Linked DNA regions of Mus musculus: region 2 is linked to region 1. The links are chromatin loops, found by intact Hi-C in ENCODE. Cell type or tissue: left cerebral cortex. All regions are shown on one strand.

Evidence for each region. Hi-C counts contacts between places; a loop is a spot of excess contacts. Peaks named below come from ENCODE experiments on the same cell type or tissue, not always from the same donor. Only the 100,000 strongest peaks of a DNase experiment are listed, where the experiment ranks them.
Region 2: it touches region 1 in a loop (2.6-fold over the local background); 6 of 42 quality-filtered maps call a loop at or near these places.

The regions. Positions count from the first base shown.
Region 1 is chr1:9,938,854-9,946,853 of GRCm38, forward strand. It overlaps Mcmdc2 (minichromosome maintenance domain containing 2), which reads left to right. Exons shown (of 15, transcript NM_177722.3): 15 at 1,525-2,101. The coding sequence ends at 1,691. Snhg6 (small nucleolar RNA host gene 6) reads right to left here and starts at 5,265. Exons shown (of 4, transcript NR_024067.2): 1 at 5,167-5,265; 2 at 3,757-3,864; 3 at 3,470-3,538; 4 at 3,172-3,302. It overlaps Snord87 (small nucleolar RNA, C/D box 87), which reads right to left and starts at 3,690; the gene lies at 3,617-3,690. In left cerebral cortex, no CTCF peak of the experiment used is centred here; DNase peaks (open chromatin) are centred at 3,565 and 5,314; H3K4me3 peaks cover 2,308 bases; H3K27ac peaks cover 956 bases.
Region 2 is chr1:9,769,158-9,777,157 of GRCm38, forward strand. It overlaps 1700034P13Rik (RIKEN cDNA 1700034P13 gene), which reads left to right. Exons shown (of 4, transcript NR_040462.1): 3 at 1,515-1,638; 4 at 1,803-2,099. It overlaps Gm39590 (a long non-coding RNA gene), which reads left to right and starts at 7,079. Exons shown (of 5, transcript XR_865181.3): 1 at 7,079-7,596. In left cerebral cortex, a CTCF peak has its summit at 3,793 (motif pointing right); a DNase peak (open chromatin) is centred at 3,801.

The DNA of each region.
Region 1 (8,000 bases):
CTGTGTTGGAGGCCTTATATCAGCTGGTGTATGCTGCCTGGTTGGTGATCCAGTGTCTTGAGAGATCTCAAAGGTCCAGGTTGAGACTGATCCTCCTACAGGGTTGCCCTCCTCCTCAGCTTCTTCCAGCTTTCCCCAAATTCAACCACAGGGGTCAGCAGCTTCTGCCATTTGTTGGGTGCAAATATCTGCATCTGACTCACTCAGCTGCTTGTTGGGTCTTTCAGAGGGCAGTCAGGGGACAAATAATTTTTTAAATGTCTAAAGAGATGTCCCCCGAGGGCTGGAGAAATGGCTCAGCAGTTAAGAGCACTGACTCTTCCTGGGTTCGTGAGCAAACACGTGGTGGCTCACAACCATCTGTAATGGAATCCAATGCCCTCTTCAGGTGTGTCAGAAGACAGTTACAGTGTAGTCTTAAATAGATAAAAATCTTAAAAAAAAAATGTTCCCAAGACTGGAGATGATATGCATGTCAGCTGAACTTGGACAACAGATAAATACTCTGGAGAATTGCAGTAAGACAAGAATAAAAGAGACTTCTGTAAGGGTTATTTAACCTGAAGGCTGAGATGAGGGCAGGCACTGCAGTTAAGTACAGGTGCATGCAAGAAAATGAAGTCAGGTGACTAAGTCATTGCCAATCAAACTATAAACACACACACAGTATTTAAAAAAAAAACTGAATCTTAAGGAGTTTTAGCCTGGAAATATAAGAATTAGAACAGAGATGGTATTTTAAGTCAAGTGGATGAAGGATGAAACCACCTAAAATATAGAGAATTCTATATAACTGTCTTTGAAGAATTCATGTTTAGAAATGGGATGGAAAAAAGAAAAAGCTAACAAGCAGAAACCAGTATATAGAAGAAAGGTATGGTGTTCCACAAGCAAAGAAAGGGTTTCCAAAGTGAGTGAACACTGGACACATGCTATGGAGATTACAATTCCATCTGTTAAGCCAGAGTTTTGTAGTGCCCACGATCAGACCTGTGTGGAGCTAGAGTAGAAATGAGGATTGGATAGGTGTGGCTATGGAAACAGCCCAGACAACTGAACTTTGATGAGGAAAAAAGGGCAGTAGCTGGGGGATGAGATCCAGGGAGGGATGGTTTTCTCAAATGTAAATACTAAAGTATTTATGATACACAATAAACTAATGATAGTATACAGTCAACACTGATGGCACAGGCTTGTAGTGGAGGGCAGCCTGGTCCTGAGTGTGGGGAGAACGATCAGAGGTGAGGATTCCGTAATACAGAACATGTATAGAGGAATGGGCCTGAGAGAGGGCTCTAGAACCTGGTTGGGGAACACATACTAAAGACCATTTTATATTTTAAAATGTTTAAATCAGCTACATGTGATAATCAGTGCTCAGAGGTAGACACAAGCCAGCCAAGACTACTCAAAATAAAACTATGATGAAACTCAATATTCAGTAGTTAACTTTTAAATCCTCATTTTGTTGAAACATACCTCCATTTTTAAAGTCTCATTTACACTATTTTGTTCTTCATTTAGGGGCCACTCCATTTTGTGTTGCTCCCAATGCATTATTTCCATTTGAGCTGTATAATGAAGAATATTTAGAGCAAAGAGATCTCTACCTGACTCAGTGCCAACAGCAGCTCCAACAGTTTATTGCCACATGTGGACCTGGGACAACTGTCTTTTCTAGTGATGAATAAGCAATTTAAGAATTACCTTTCGGGCCTAGCAAACACAGAAGTGGATGTTCACAGTCAGCTATAGGATGGAACACAGGGCCCCCAATGGAGGAGCTAGAGAAAGTACCCAAGGAGCTGAAGGGGTCTGCAACCCTATAGGTGGAACAACAATATGAACTAACCAGTACCCCCAGGAGCTCGTGTCTCTGGCTGCATATGTAGCAGAAGATGGCCTAGTTGGCCATCAGTGGAAAGAGAGGCCCATTGGTCTTGTAAACTTTATATGCCTCAGTACAGGGGAACGCCAGGGCCAAGAAGTGGGAGGGGGGAAGGGGGAGAGGGCATGGGGGACTTTTGGGATAGCTTTGGAAATGTAAATGAAGAAAGTACCTAATAAAAAAAAAGGAAAAATTACCTTTCATGCCCCATAAGCCTTGGTAAATGTATGATTTCAGAGTAATGGTTCAGACTATGTATCATCTCAAGGTTATTTGTTAGAATGTCATTTAGAGTATGAAATGTGGCCCCTTCATAATTACAAATTTGCAACTAACCCAACATCTAAACCAAGAACAGAAATTATGTTACCAAGGAGCTTGACATCAAAAACTCCAGTATATATATCATGGACACACACACAGTAGAGAACATTGTAGTGTGAAAAAGGTTTTGTTCATTCCACCCATCAGGTAGCAACACTTTACCTACCAACATACCCAGCTTGAGCTCATTAATTACCAGTGATGAGTTCAAGTCAGTGCAACTTAATGACCCAAAGTGCCTATGTAAGGCTTTTCTTTATTTAACATGTGCATTATGGGCATATAGCTTTATAAAGCTAAATGTGGAGAGTTAAGGAAAGCTGTGAAAATCTTATATATGCCTTCTGCTGGATACAACCAAAGTGACACTAAAGACAACATTCCTGGGGTCAAGTCGTCTTCCTGCCAGGAGGTGGTAGGTACTACAGGGTCCCACAGCACCTTGTATTTTGGTACTTGATCTGAACAGCAAGTTAATGATATAGTACATACAAACAAGACTTGCCTTGTGCCTTTTCATATGATGTGGTTAAGTCTAGGTCTCTAGGGTAAAAACAAAACAATTCTTATCTAAACAGCCAACACACCTGGAAAGCCTAATGTTCGAAATTTCTATCCTGGGAATCAAATCCAGAGCTTTGTGCCTTGTTAAGCCAGTTAAACTTCCCCAGCCCTTACAAAGGCCCAAGTCATCAGAATGTTGAATTTTTAAGCTACTTACTAAACTTAGGGATTCTATTGGTTAAAGATTTAGCCAAGTCTTCACTCGAGGAAATCCAGTTTGAGAGTTTCAAGTGATCCTAGACAGATTGCCAATCACTTTCTTTCCTGCTGTGCATTACTGGCTACTTACTAGCCAGCCATCAGGATTGCATTGACAAAAAGTCCGCAGCTCATGAAAGACGAGTTTATTTTACTACGAGAATGACATTTTAAAGAAATTACTGCCCACAGCAATTAAGAATAACTGTTTATTTATATATAACTTATTAATATTAAATTAGATATTAATTTTCACCATTTGCTTCTGTTTATGGCTTCTTGACTTTGTTCATGGCCTTCATTTTACCTTCCAATATGTAAGCTGCACCTTCCCAAAAGGAAAAAAAAAAAGTCAGAAACCCCAAATCATTTTTCTTCCATCTCAAACTAGGCCCAGGTGTTCACCCTAATGATCTTCAAAACGAACTGGCCCCAGCCCCTCAGTGTTATCAAACAGTATTGAATCCAGATACATGACTGATTAAGCAAACTTACCCAAAACAATAAAGGGTTTTTAGACATCACAGCTCCCAAAGTTGGACATCCACTACAGCCACCTACATGCTGGGGAGAACAAACAGTAACCCATTTTAACAATGGCGTCACATGTTAGTCATTTGCATCATCTATATACTGCTGGCATCTCAGTCTTTTAAGATTCTCTCTTCAAAGAAACACTCAGCTGGGTAAACGGCAAAAACTTAAGTCATCATTGTGCCAGCTATTAAGGCCCTGTTAATCAAACCTCAAAGAAAAAAAAAAACCACACACACAATTTGTACCTTGTTATTGGCAAATGTAGTCCTGGCAGCTTGTTTCAATCACTCTCCATGACAAGTGTTTAGAAAATATTTGTTCAAGCACCTTCAAATGAGCAGGTTTTGTTGCACCTAAAAATTAAAATATTTGTGAACTCTCATTTTACTTCCATGTTTTAATACCTTGCATGAGTGTGCACTGGCTACTTTTATGTCACCTTGACACAAGCTAATCACTGGTGTAGGAAGCTACAATTGTAAAAATGCATCCTTAAGATAGGGCTGTGGACAAGCACGCCTGTAAGGCATTTTCATAATCAGTGACTGGGGTAAGGGGGCAGCCACCTCCCCTGGGCTGGAGGCCCTGTGTTCTCTAAGAACCAAAGCGTAAGCTAATAGCATCCTCCATGGCTTCGGCATCCGCTAACTCCAGGTTCCTGTGGTGCTTCAGTTCCTGTCCCATCATCCGTCCATCACAGACAGAAAAACATTTTACTCACGCCCTTCACTGCCAGTACTAACTTAAAGGACTGAGTACCAAGCCTTGGCTTCTCAGTCTTGGTGCTTGCACGGAAAAGCTTGAGGCATATATGCAATTGTGCAGACCATCACTGGGACATTAGAACAGGAAACGGCATGGCCAGAGTCACAAATCAGAGAATGAATGATTGAACCGATTACTGGTGATGACTTATCACCTGCAAACCGATGAGAAATCCTTAATCATTTTCATATTTGAAACGCTGAGTTTACAGAAATCCAGAGTACCCAATTTGGCTTACAGATACCAACAGTAAAGTATAACATGCAGGCCTGAAATGTAGTGTTCTTTTGTATCCACACGCTTCAGAACTTACCACCACCTTCTTTTGCCAGCATCCCCACCCTGCGTGGCTTTCAAATAGTTTGAAAATTTTGCTCCAACTTTAGATCGTACTTACAGGGTTGATCCATGAATACAAGCTTTTTAGAGTGATGCCAATACTTCAGATCAAACTATTAATCTTTAAAAAAAAAAAAAGCCAAAAAAAAAAAAAAGCCTAAAATTGGCGGTCTTAACATCTTAGAAGCAGTACTTTTCCGCCTCTGTAAAATTTCCTATGGATTACTCACTTAGGAAGCCTGAAACAGACCGCATGGTGGCTTTTCTTGGGGATACAAAGGGGCTCCCGCCAGGGTGCAGGCCCAGATGAAAGCTGCCGCCAGAAGCGGCCGCTTGTGCCCGCACTTCGAAGCGTCCAGAGGAGCAGGCCTTATAACTAATCTCGGTTAAGATTTGGAGACCATTGGGAACGCGCCCCGCCGCTCACAGCGGGCCAAGGGCCACACCGAACCCGGGAGCCATGGGGCCCCCGTACCCGGCTAGAGACGGACGCCGCCAACAAGGAAGCCCTCTCCGCACACACGGGGTTAAGCAGACCGCAGGATTCGCACCTGGAAACGCCCAAGGACACGCCGGGTTCGGCCGCCCGCGGCCTCCGCTGTGCGCCATGCTGCACCGTCTGCTCGCGCTCTACGGCGCTGCCGAGAAAGGAAGTGGCCCAGCGTGCGCGACCCTAAGGCGCTCCTGTAGGCCCCGCCTCTTCCGGCCAGCCCTCTTCTGCGTGCTCGCCTTCACCCCCTCCTCTTCCGGCTCTGTGTTTCTAGTGGGGCGGAGGGAGCAGGTTGTGGGAATTAGTGCGAATACTTCCGCTAGAGCTTTTTAATTGATTTTTCAAGTAATGAATAATGCCTTAAAATAGGACAGTCTCCCAGTCCAGGTCCTTATGTTTGCTGGGTCTTCTACATCCTCACCTACTTCAGTGTTTAAAAACCGTTGGTATTAGAAACTATTTAATTTTTTTTTTCTAAGATGTATTTTATATGTATGGGTGTTTGGCCTGCACGCTAGCCATGTGTGCCTCGCCCGAGAACCTGGTACTGACAGAGTTCAGTAGAGAGTGTCAGATGCCCTGGAACTGGGGTTATATGTGACCCAACTTACAATATGAGTGCTGGGAATCTAACCCTGGGTCCTCTGGATGAACAGTCAGTGTTCTTAACTGCTAAGACATCCCCAGCCCACAGCAGCTCCATTAGAGTTAGTGTTCTGGAAGCAGCAAGCACACGGACACACTCACAGAAAGAGAGATAAAAATTGATTGTCAGAAAAAAAGGAGCGTGCAGGGCGTGGTGGCGCACACCTTTAATCCCAGCACTTATTCCCTTAAATCCCAGGCAGGCGGATTTCTGAGTTCGAGGCCAGCCTGGTCTACAGAGTGAGTTCCAGGTCAGCCAGGGCTACACAGAGAAACCCTGTCTCGAAAAAACCTAAAGAAGAAAGAAAAAAAAAAAAAGAAAGAAAGAAAGAAAAAAAGGAGAAGCTGTTAATGAGTTTGATTTGTAATAGTAATAGAATTTTTCTTAGTCATGAAGTAGTCACCGGGCTGGAGAGACAGCTCAGCTAGTTAAGAGCACTGACTGCTTTTCCAGAGGTCCTGAGTTCAAATCCCTGTAACCACATGGTGGCTCCCAACCATCTGTAATGAGATCCAATGACCTCTTCTGGTGTGTCTGAAGAAAGCTAAAGTGTACTCACATACATAAAAATAAATAAATATATCTTTAAAAAAAAAAGAAAGTAGTCACCTAATGTGTTAGAGTTACTATTGTTGAACTTAATGGTCATGATGAAACACCACAACCAAAAGCAAATTGGGGAGGGAAAGGGCTCATTTGATTTAGCATTCTAAGCCACTATTCATCACTGAAGGAAGTCAAAATAGGAACTCAAGCAGTACAGAAACCAATGCAGAGGTCATGGAGGGGTGAAGCTTACTGGCTTATCTCATGCCTTCTCAGCTTGCGTCTCAGGATCCCTGGCCCAGGGGTATCCTCACCTACAAAGAGCTGGCTTCTCTCTCAGCCTCTGACTTTTTACTCTCCTTGGCCTCAAACTAACTCTGGCGATCTGTTCTCATCTTCTGGCTCCTTCTCATTCTTTGGCTCATCCTGTGCCTTCCTCATTAACCACTAATTAAGAAAATGCCCTATAGGTTTGCATACAGCCTAGTCTTATGTTAGCAGTTTCTCAATTGAGGGACCCTCCTCTATAGCATGTGTCAAACTGACATCAAACTACCCAGCAAAGTTACCTTGTTTGTGAATGTTATGACTGCATTGATTTTCTAGTTTTGATTTTTTTTAATTGGTAGTGTATTGTAGGATATTTGCTCACACAGTGAACTCTAAGATTATGTTATTTAGTTTAAAAAAGAACAAGTTTTTAATTGTGGTGTGGCTCTGCTCTTAGCATATACCTTTATTTCTTCTGGCCTTAATACAGACACGCCCTTAGTACACACCTTGAATCCCAACAAGGAAGATAAAATTAGTTTGTAGAAGGAAGTATCATGTTTAAAAGTGATGTCTAATTGAATGGCAGGCAAAGTGATAAATCAGAGAAAGATTTAATAGAATAGGATACAAGGAAAGCTACTTGAGGGGCAGGCAGAGAAAAGGCCATTTTACTAGGACAGTTATACAGAGACAGATTACAAAGAGAGAACAAGTTACAGAGAGAGAACAGGTGAAGAAAGAATAAGCCAGAGAAGGAGAAAGAGCCAGAAGATGAGAACAGATTTCCAGAGTTAGTTTGAGGCCAAGTGGAGTAAAAAGTCAGAAATTGAGAAGCCAGATTGAATCAGTCAGCTTGGAGAGGAGTCCGAGCCAGAGCACCTGGGCAGGCCTGCCAGCCAAAGTTCAGAAAGAATAGGAAGGGGTGAACTTATTCAGCAGTAAGTTTCAGAGACTGACAACATTAAAAGCCTAGATTAGATTGCACGAAGGCTAGAAGCTACAGGACTAGGCCTAGATTAGAAGCCAAAGGCAGAAAGCCTCAGAGATAACAATGATTTCAGGTAAATAAAAGTCATGTTTACAGGGGCACATTATGTGTGTGCTCACATGGCGGCCAGAGAAGAGCTCCATGGACTTGTTCGGTCTTTCCACCTTATATGTGTTCTTAAGCTGGAGCTCAGGTTGGCAGGCTTGTACAGCAAACACCCTTATTGGTCAAGGCATCTCAATGGCCTGGACTTTCATATTTTATCCATGTTATTTATCTCAGTCTCTATTCTTGAGTCCTGGCTACAAAACATTAGGCTAGATGCTAGAAAAAGAAATGTTTATGATCTTGCCTGAAATATATACATGAAAAAGTAAAATCAAATTCTTTTTAAGATTTATTTATTTATTTTATGTATATAAGTACACTGTCGCTGTACAGT
Region 2 (8,000 bases), 170 kb before region 1:
CCCGTGGCCACTGGCCCCCTCCCCACCCCCCGCGCGCACTCTTCCCAGTTCCTCCACTCCTGCTACTTTGATACACTCCACGATGGTCATGGACTTTCCCTCTAAAACAGTAAGCAAGCACCCAATTAAATGCCTTTTTTAAATGTATAAACTGCCTTGGTCATGGTGTCCCTTCCCAGCATAAAGCATTAACCAAGACAATTCTCTACTTTGTCTCCCAACCCCTTGGTTATTTGCTTTTGTTTCTTTTTTTTTTTTTAAATAAATTCTTTATATATTATAAATAATAATCCTTTGTTACAATTGAAGATATTCTTTTTGTAAGTCATTGTTTGAGACAGGGTAGCCTATGCTGGCCTTGAACTTGCTGTGTAGTGTTGGTATATCAATTTACTATTTTTTTTTTATTATTTTTTTTTTTTTTTGGTTTTTCGAGACAGGGTTTCTCTGTATAGCCCTGGCTGTCCTTTTATTGGATTCTTATACCTCTGCCTCCCTTCCAACCTTTTTCCCACCCTGATCCCTTCCGCCTCCACAGTAGTTAGGAGGAAATGAAGGTTAGAGAGAAAGGGGAATGCACACTACTCTAGGCCACTTCCTGTTGAATAGGGACGTTGAGCAATCCCAATACTTGTCAGAATATTCAACAGTGCAGCAAACCAGTAACTGAAGCAAACACAGCAGCAAGGAGAGCAGCAACCCCCACAGGCCCTCTCGGGGTCTCTCATTTGTATCTTCTCTGGAATCCCCAGAATTGAACTATCTGCAGCTGGCAAAAATCACAGCCCTGTTAGTACACAAGGCAAATCGTAATCGCCTGCTATATGCAGCCTCTTACCCCACACCTGGGATTAACCAAAAACATATTCATGTAACTGGGTTTTTTAAGAAACCAAAGTTTTCACTACAGTGTAGCCAAGAATCCTAATATTTTTGCTCTGTCTCCCAAGTTTTGGGAACACAGGTGTGTGTCACCATACTTGGATTACTTTTAAAACTGTTATTATTTACAGTGTGTGTGTGTGTGTGTGTGCGCGCGCGCGCGCGCGCGCACATGCGCGTGCATGTTTACCTGTGCCCATGAACACCAGAAGAAAGTATGGGATCCCCTGGAGCTTGGGTTCCCAGAGCCTTGTGCTGATAACGGCACTGGGAAAGCACTTGGGTCCTCTGGTAGGACAAGTACTTTTAAGCACCGACTTCTCCAGCCCCTATTTTGGCTTTTTGATACGTAGCTTTAACTGACCTAGAATTCCATTATGTAGGACAGGATGGTCTGGAACTGTGAGCATACACATCTCTGCCACCAAGCACTGGGTTTACAGGTGTGGACTACTACACCCTGCTCATCTCTTTATTTCAGTATGTTGTCTTGTACAGTGTGGAAATTATGTTGGTGTTGAGGGGAAGGTATAAGTGAATCTTTACTCCATTTAATTCATTTTAAAATGTTTGGCAAGCCTATATATCAACCCCCTAAATGTGAAATCCTTTTTTCTTCCCCGGGCATGCAGTGATGCCCAGCCCAGCCCACAGGACACCTCCCCGCTCCAAGCCCTGTTCCTTACATGCTGTCATTGCTGAACACGGCTAGCCTCTGGGACTCCTGAGGAGAAGAAAATATGCAAGGAAGAACAGGTTTGAGCTCAAGGTGTTAAATCTCTGGATCTGGCCAATCTGTCGTTTTCTTCATGGCCTTCTGTCAGCCTCAGAAAGTACTTTCCTACCCAAAGTTCATTAAAAATATTTGTTTCTATTCACTTTAGAAATAATTTCATGATTTTTTTCTTTTTGTATTACAGGAGACATTTAGATCTTAAAATACCAGAAGTCTGAAGATAGCAAATTATCTCTGAGATGTTTATCTTCTCTCAACTAATTTGAAATGCTACTTTGAAAATGTGTAAGATCTTGTATATGCACCAGTCTTGGAATATTTTCTGGACTCTGCCCCATTTCTGATTTTTTTAGTGTCTTATAGACCAAGTCCTATTTCATAACAAGTTTCTTAGTTATTTGTCTGTTGTTCTGAGACAGGATCTTACTATGTAGCCTTGGTTAGCCTAGAACTCACTATGTAGACCAGGCTGGTCTGGAAGTCACAGAGACATGCCTCTGCCTCTTAATTACTGAGATTAAAGTTGTGGGTCACTATACTCAGCTCACAAGCTATTTTTTCACAACTTTATAGGCATTCAAAACTCTTATCCTCCAGATAAGCAAACAACCTTCTGTCCCTTTATTTTTGGTTCTGTTTGCCTCCTGAGTACTGGTTTTAAAGGCATATGCCACCATGCCCAGTCTAATAATTAGCTTTTTAATGGGTTTTAAATTTTTCTCTTAGTAAAATTTAAAAAACTTTTCACAGTTATTGATTTTGTGTTAGGGGTGTGGCACATTGTGTACACAAATGGAAGTTAGACAATTTGCAAAAGTCAGTGTTTTCCTCCCACTGTCGATTCTGGGAATTTAACTTGGGTCATTAGGCTTTGTAGCAAGTGCCCTTACTCGTCTCATCATCTTCTGAGCATCTATCCTAAGGGAGGCAGAAGAATCTCAAGGCCAGCCTTTCGTACACGGAGACCCTGACTCAACAAAAACAAGCAAAACAAAGCAAAGCACTCCTGTCCTGATTAGAGTTTGATGGTGTGTGTGTGTGTGTGTGTGTGTGTGTGTGTGTGTGTTTTCTCCCCAAGTTGTTTTTGTTCATGTTGTTTAACACAGCAATAAAAACCTAACAAAAATGACCTTCTCCACTACCACCACCACCACCACCACCAAACTAACAGTCACAACAGGGAATTCATTCTGAAGAAGGAGAAAGTTTCCACAGATTTTGTTTTCTCCATATCCTCACAAATGTTCTTAGGTTTTCTTGTAGCTTAGTCTTCCGTTTCCGTACTTACTCCAATTGATATCTACAGAAGCTCTCATCTGAAATACTATTAGCATCCTGTACAGTGATGATAACTCTTCACAGAGGCTCTGACATGCCAAGGTTGTCAAGTAGTGAGGACACTGTATATGTCCCCTCACTGAATTACCTTTTTTATTCTAATGAGCTAGCCAGACATGTTGGTATCCATCTATAATTCCAGCATTCAAGAAGCTGACTTAGGATAGGGAGTTCAAGGCCAGCCTGGGCTACCTATCAAGACTCTGATTCAGTAAGAAATAAAACAACACCTCAGTGAAACTTGGACATTTGTAAGTAGACAGAGTTACACGTTTGTTTCCAGATACAGAGCAACAAAGAAAAGCTGTCACATTTCAAATCAACCTTTGTTGTCATTTTTTTTTATAACCCAGGCTGTCCTCAAACTCCCCCTAGCTCCGCTCCAGCCTCTAGAGTTTTGGAAACGGGTGTATACCATCCCACCTCCCTAAGCTGACTTGTTTGGGGGGGAAAAAGTCCTTATTGTGTTAAAAAATAAAGCTTCCATACATATTCACGTATTTTATTTTTTATTGAGACATACTACTTGTTCTTTTTGTGCTTAGTGTATGAAGTAAGCTGGCAATTTAGTATACATATATATAGTATATAATAATTAAATCAAGTAATAAGTATTTCTAATTCTTTAATCATTACACACCAGTTTACTGAGGGCTTTAAGATAAAAATGTTTTTAAATATTTACCAAATATTTATTTATTAATCCTTGATGAAGTATGCTATTTTATTAAATCTTTTGTGAGAATTTCATACACACACACTGTACTGTGTTTACAGCATGGAACTTTCTAACGCTAGCCTCCTGGAGGACTGTAAACATGAGCGCCCTGGCCTCTAGGGGGCGGGCTTTCCCTTTGAATAGTGTGGGTCAAGCACTCAAATTCCTAGAGTACTAATGAAACCAGAAAATATTTCAAAATTTCACATTGCTTCAGTCAAATAGACGGTTAATGAGTACGGGAAAGATCATACAGCTGGATAATTTGGCTCAATGAATGCAGTGTACGATTTTGACAATGAAAAAGAATTCTTCCTTGCTTCCCAGTATATACAGGAACAGAAGTGTGGCCACATCCCTATTTTTAAACCCGGCATAAGGTTCTGAACCAAGTCAGTTTTCCACTCACTCACTCACTCACTCACTCAGGGTTGGTCAGGCTAGTTTTACACAAGCATGCCCAAGCTCCAGGTTCCACTTCACTATCTGCCTCCCACTTCGGCAGCTTAGGCAGTGGCCACTAAATAAACCAGTTCCCCTCTCTGAGAATACTGCTGTAGTCTGACCTACAAAGGTTGTGGTAAGAGTCTTGGTGGAATCTGAGAGAGGTGGGGAGGGAAGGAGGGGGGGGAAAGGGAGGGAGGGGGAGGGAGAAAGACAGACAGGCTTTTGAGAGACACTCCTACATGAAAAGAGCAATCTTGAGTTGTGGCATGTGACAAGTTCCTCTAGGACAGGCTAAACTCAGTGCTTTCTCACCTGTTGTGAAAGCAATGTGTTCGTTCCCCAAGCTGTCTGTTCTATGTTATGTCTCCCCTGAAGGCTTGTGGGCAACGGGCAGGACACCAGCATACCGGTGTTCATGTTTGGTGGCTTTGCTGTGCTATGAATATAAAATTCCTTTTTTTTGACTCAGACATCTCCCGTTGAAATGGTAACTCCGTTGCTTTCAGATCTGTGCCTTCACTTGACTTGAAAACTTCTCATTTTTGGAGGTCACATAGTGGGGTACGTTTAATCTCCCACTGAGTCTACAGTAGATAGGACCTTTGACTTTGTTATAATGGTAACAGTGGCCTTGATTACTTCTCAGGGACTAGAAAGCTGTTTTTGGGGGGCTGGTGAGATAGCTCAGTGGGTAAGAGCACCCGACTGCTCTTCCAAAGGTCCAGAGTTCAAATCCCAGCAACCACATGGTGGCTCACAACCATCCGTAACAAGATCTGACTCCCTCTTCTGGTGTGTCTGAAGACAGCTACAGTGTACTTACACATAATAATAAAATAAATCTTTTAAAAAAAAAAAAGAAAGCTGTTTTTGTTTTAAAAAACAACAATAACAACAGCACTTTACTTGGGCTTGCCTAAGTGTCTGATAACCGCTATTTGATGTCAGGACGCCACATGGCACTGTGGAATCATGCCAACATCACCACTTTCACACCATGAGGATCCTGGGGAGCCGGGAAGTTTGCTAGCACATCCACAGACCTCTTATTATTTCTCTGCCAATATGCAGGCGCCACCCTCCAGTCAGCAGCCTTGTCTCAAATATCCTCAACCCTAACCTGAGAACTTGGGCCACCGTCTAGGCTCAGCTGTCCTGAGAATAAACTTTCTTTCTCACCAAACCTCATTGTCTCAGGGACTGGCACCATGTGGCCTGGTTTGATGACAGTGCTTCTGCTATACCCATGAAAGAATAACAGGCTACACTGTGGGCTTGCAAGTAAAATCTGCCTACCTGGTTGATACTTGGATTCAGCTAGATAACCTCACTGGAGATGTATGAGGCCAACATGTATACAAGAGAGCCACATACATATTTATCCTATCTAAGGAACTTTACATGCAAGTTATAATTCTAAGAGTTTGTGGGTAGAAATTCATTTATTCATGACATAGAGACATTTAAAAGCTCCCATTTTACAGATTGGATGAAGAGGCATAGCGATGTTACCTTTACTAGGACAGTGGCTTGTCCACATCATCCAGTCCAAAGTGTCAGAGCTAAAGAACACAAGTACCAAGAAACCTTGACACACTTTGACTGTGTGACTGTCTGATGCTGGGTCAGTAGATGAATGTGATGATGATGATGGTGGTGGTGGTGACGATGATGACAATGATGATAGTTCTCAAAACACTTGTTGAGATGGTCTGTTTCAAACTTTTACTTCATAATATCATGGTGATACAGTTTTAATTCATTGTTCTTCTTTCCTCCCTTCCCTTCTCGGCTTTCCCCTCTCCTTTGTTCTTGACTCCCCATTCTGTGACAATGCCTGGGTTATTATCTAGCCCGGGCTAGCCTTGGACTCTCTGTCATACTACCTGAGCCTCCCAATTGGATGGTTTATACGCATGTGCCACTCACTATACCTGAATTCATTATGCTTATGTGTGTGTGCACATGGAGGTCAGAGGTCAATCTCTATTGTCCTTCCTCAAGTACCATCTCCTCTGTGTGTGTGTGTGTGTGTGTGTGTGTGTGTGTGTGTGTGTGTGTGTGTGTGTGACTGTCTGGAACTTGCCAAGTAGGCTGACTGGTTAGAGAGCCCCAGAGATCTGATTGTCTCTATCTTAGGATTACAAGTGAATGCCAATGGCCCCGGCTTTTAAAACAGTCTATCTTGTAGGGATGCTTAGGTCTTCATCCTTGCATGGCAAATACTTTACTCAGCTGTTTTCTCGATTCCCATTGTGTTTTTACAGGAGCGATATTTAGTCATTAAATAAATGCTCTGGCTTGGCAGGTTACACGTGGCTCGTCAGGATCTAGCCAGGAGAATTGGCACCTATGTTCAGACTCTATGAACAAAAATGCTCTCTCTGCAGAAAAATTTGCAAAGAATATTCACAGCAGCTTGCGATGGTTTGAATCTGAAACGTCTCTCGATATATGTTCATGTTTTAAACTTTTGTTCCCCAGCCTGTGCTACTATTTGGGGTGGGTTCTGAACTCTGTAGGGGGCGGGACCTAGGCTGGTGGAAGCAGGTGCCTGGAGAGGGCTGTTAAAGATGGTGAGCAGCTTCTGCTTCTGCTACTGTCCCCTTGTCCCATGATAGGAAAGCCCCACCACGCTGAACACATGGAGCTCTCTGGGCTTTCCCAGCTGCAGGCGGGCTGGATCTTTGAGCCACAACCAGACTTCTCTCACCTGCTTCTGTTGCGCTTTTCGGTCACAGTGGCACAAAAGTAAACTACTGCTTCACTCTGTTCATAACTGCAGAAAGCATGGCAGCCACCACAAGGGCCCAGAGTGGTATTTTGGGTAAATAAACTGGCATGTTCACATAATGGAACATTTTTTTCAGCACTGAAAACAAATGAACATTTAAGCCATGGGAAGACTGGAGGAGGGTGTATGTTACGAGGGGAAAGTAACCTTGTCTGAAAGGCCACTTACTATATAGATCAGTTGCATGCTATCCAGAGCTGCAGAGACGGTAACAAAGATCAAGGGCTGTGCAGAAGAAAGAATAAATAGACACAGCATGGAAGATTTGTAGGGAAGTACAACTATTTTGCAAGATGCTATAACAATGGTGGGTACATGTTATTATACGTGTGTCCAATGCCACAGACTTCATAGCACCAAGAGTGATCTTGATGTACAATGTGGAATTTGGGTGATAATGTTGCAATGTAGGTCTATCAGCTGAAACACAAGTATGTGGGGGTGGAGACATTGATATTGAGGGAGCTAGTGCCTGTGGGGTGGGGGCCAAGTGTGTATGGGAACAAATGATATTCACCTTCCTCAGTCTCACCATGAGCATGATACTCTGTGTGTGTGTGTGTGTGTGTGTGTGTGTGTGTGTGTGTGTGTGTACGCGCACAAGTGAGTCAGAGGACAGCTTTCAGGAGTCATTTCTTTCTTTGCAGCATGTAAGCATTAAGTATGGACCTAGTTAATCAGGTGAGTTTAGGAGACAGGTGCCTTTCCTCACTGAACCATCTTCCTGGCTCATCTTTCCTTTCTTAAGTTACTTTTGTCCAGCATTTTGTTGGTATTTGACAATATCAAGAAAAGTTACTAGTACCCAGGGCAACACTGGGTCTATGCCCTTCTATAGCAATAACTAGCTGCTGGCTGTTGCTAGCTGTTCCCTTTAGAGAAGGCTCGTGAACCTTTTGGTTTTTTTTTTGCACCTCCCCCACTACAACTGCCACTCTTTGAGACTAATTAATTGTCTAGTTAACAGTAATCATCTCATTTGATCTCTCCTGACACGAGGCCTCTGTAGTCTATTCAAGGTGTTTTGGTCATTTAAATTTAAGTTTGTCTAAGAATTTCATAAATTCATTGTTTTTAATAGCTGA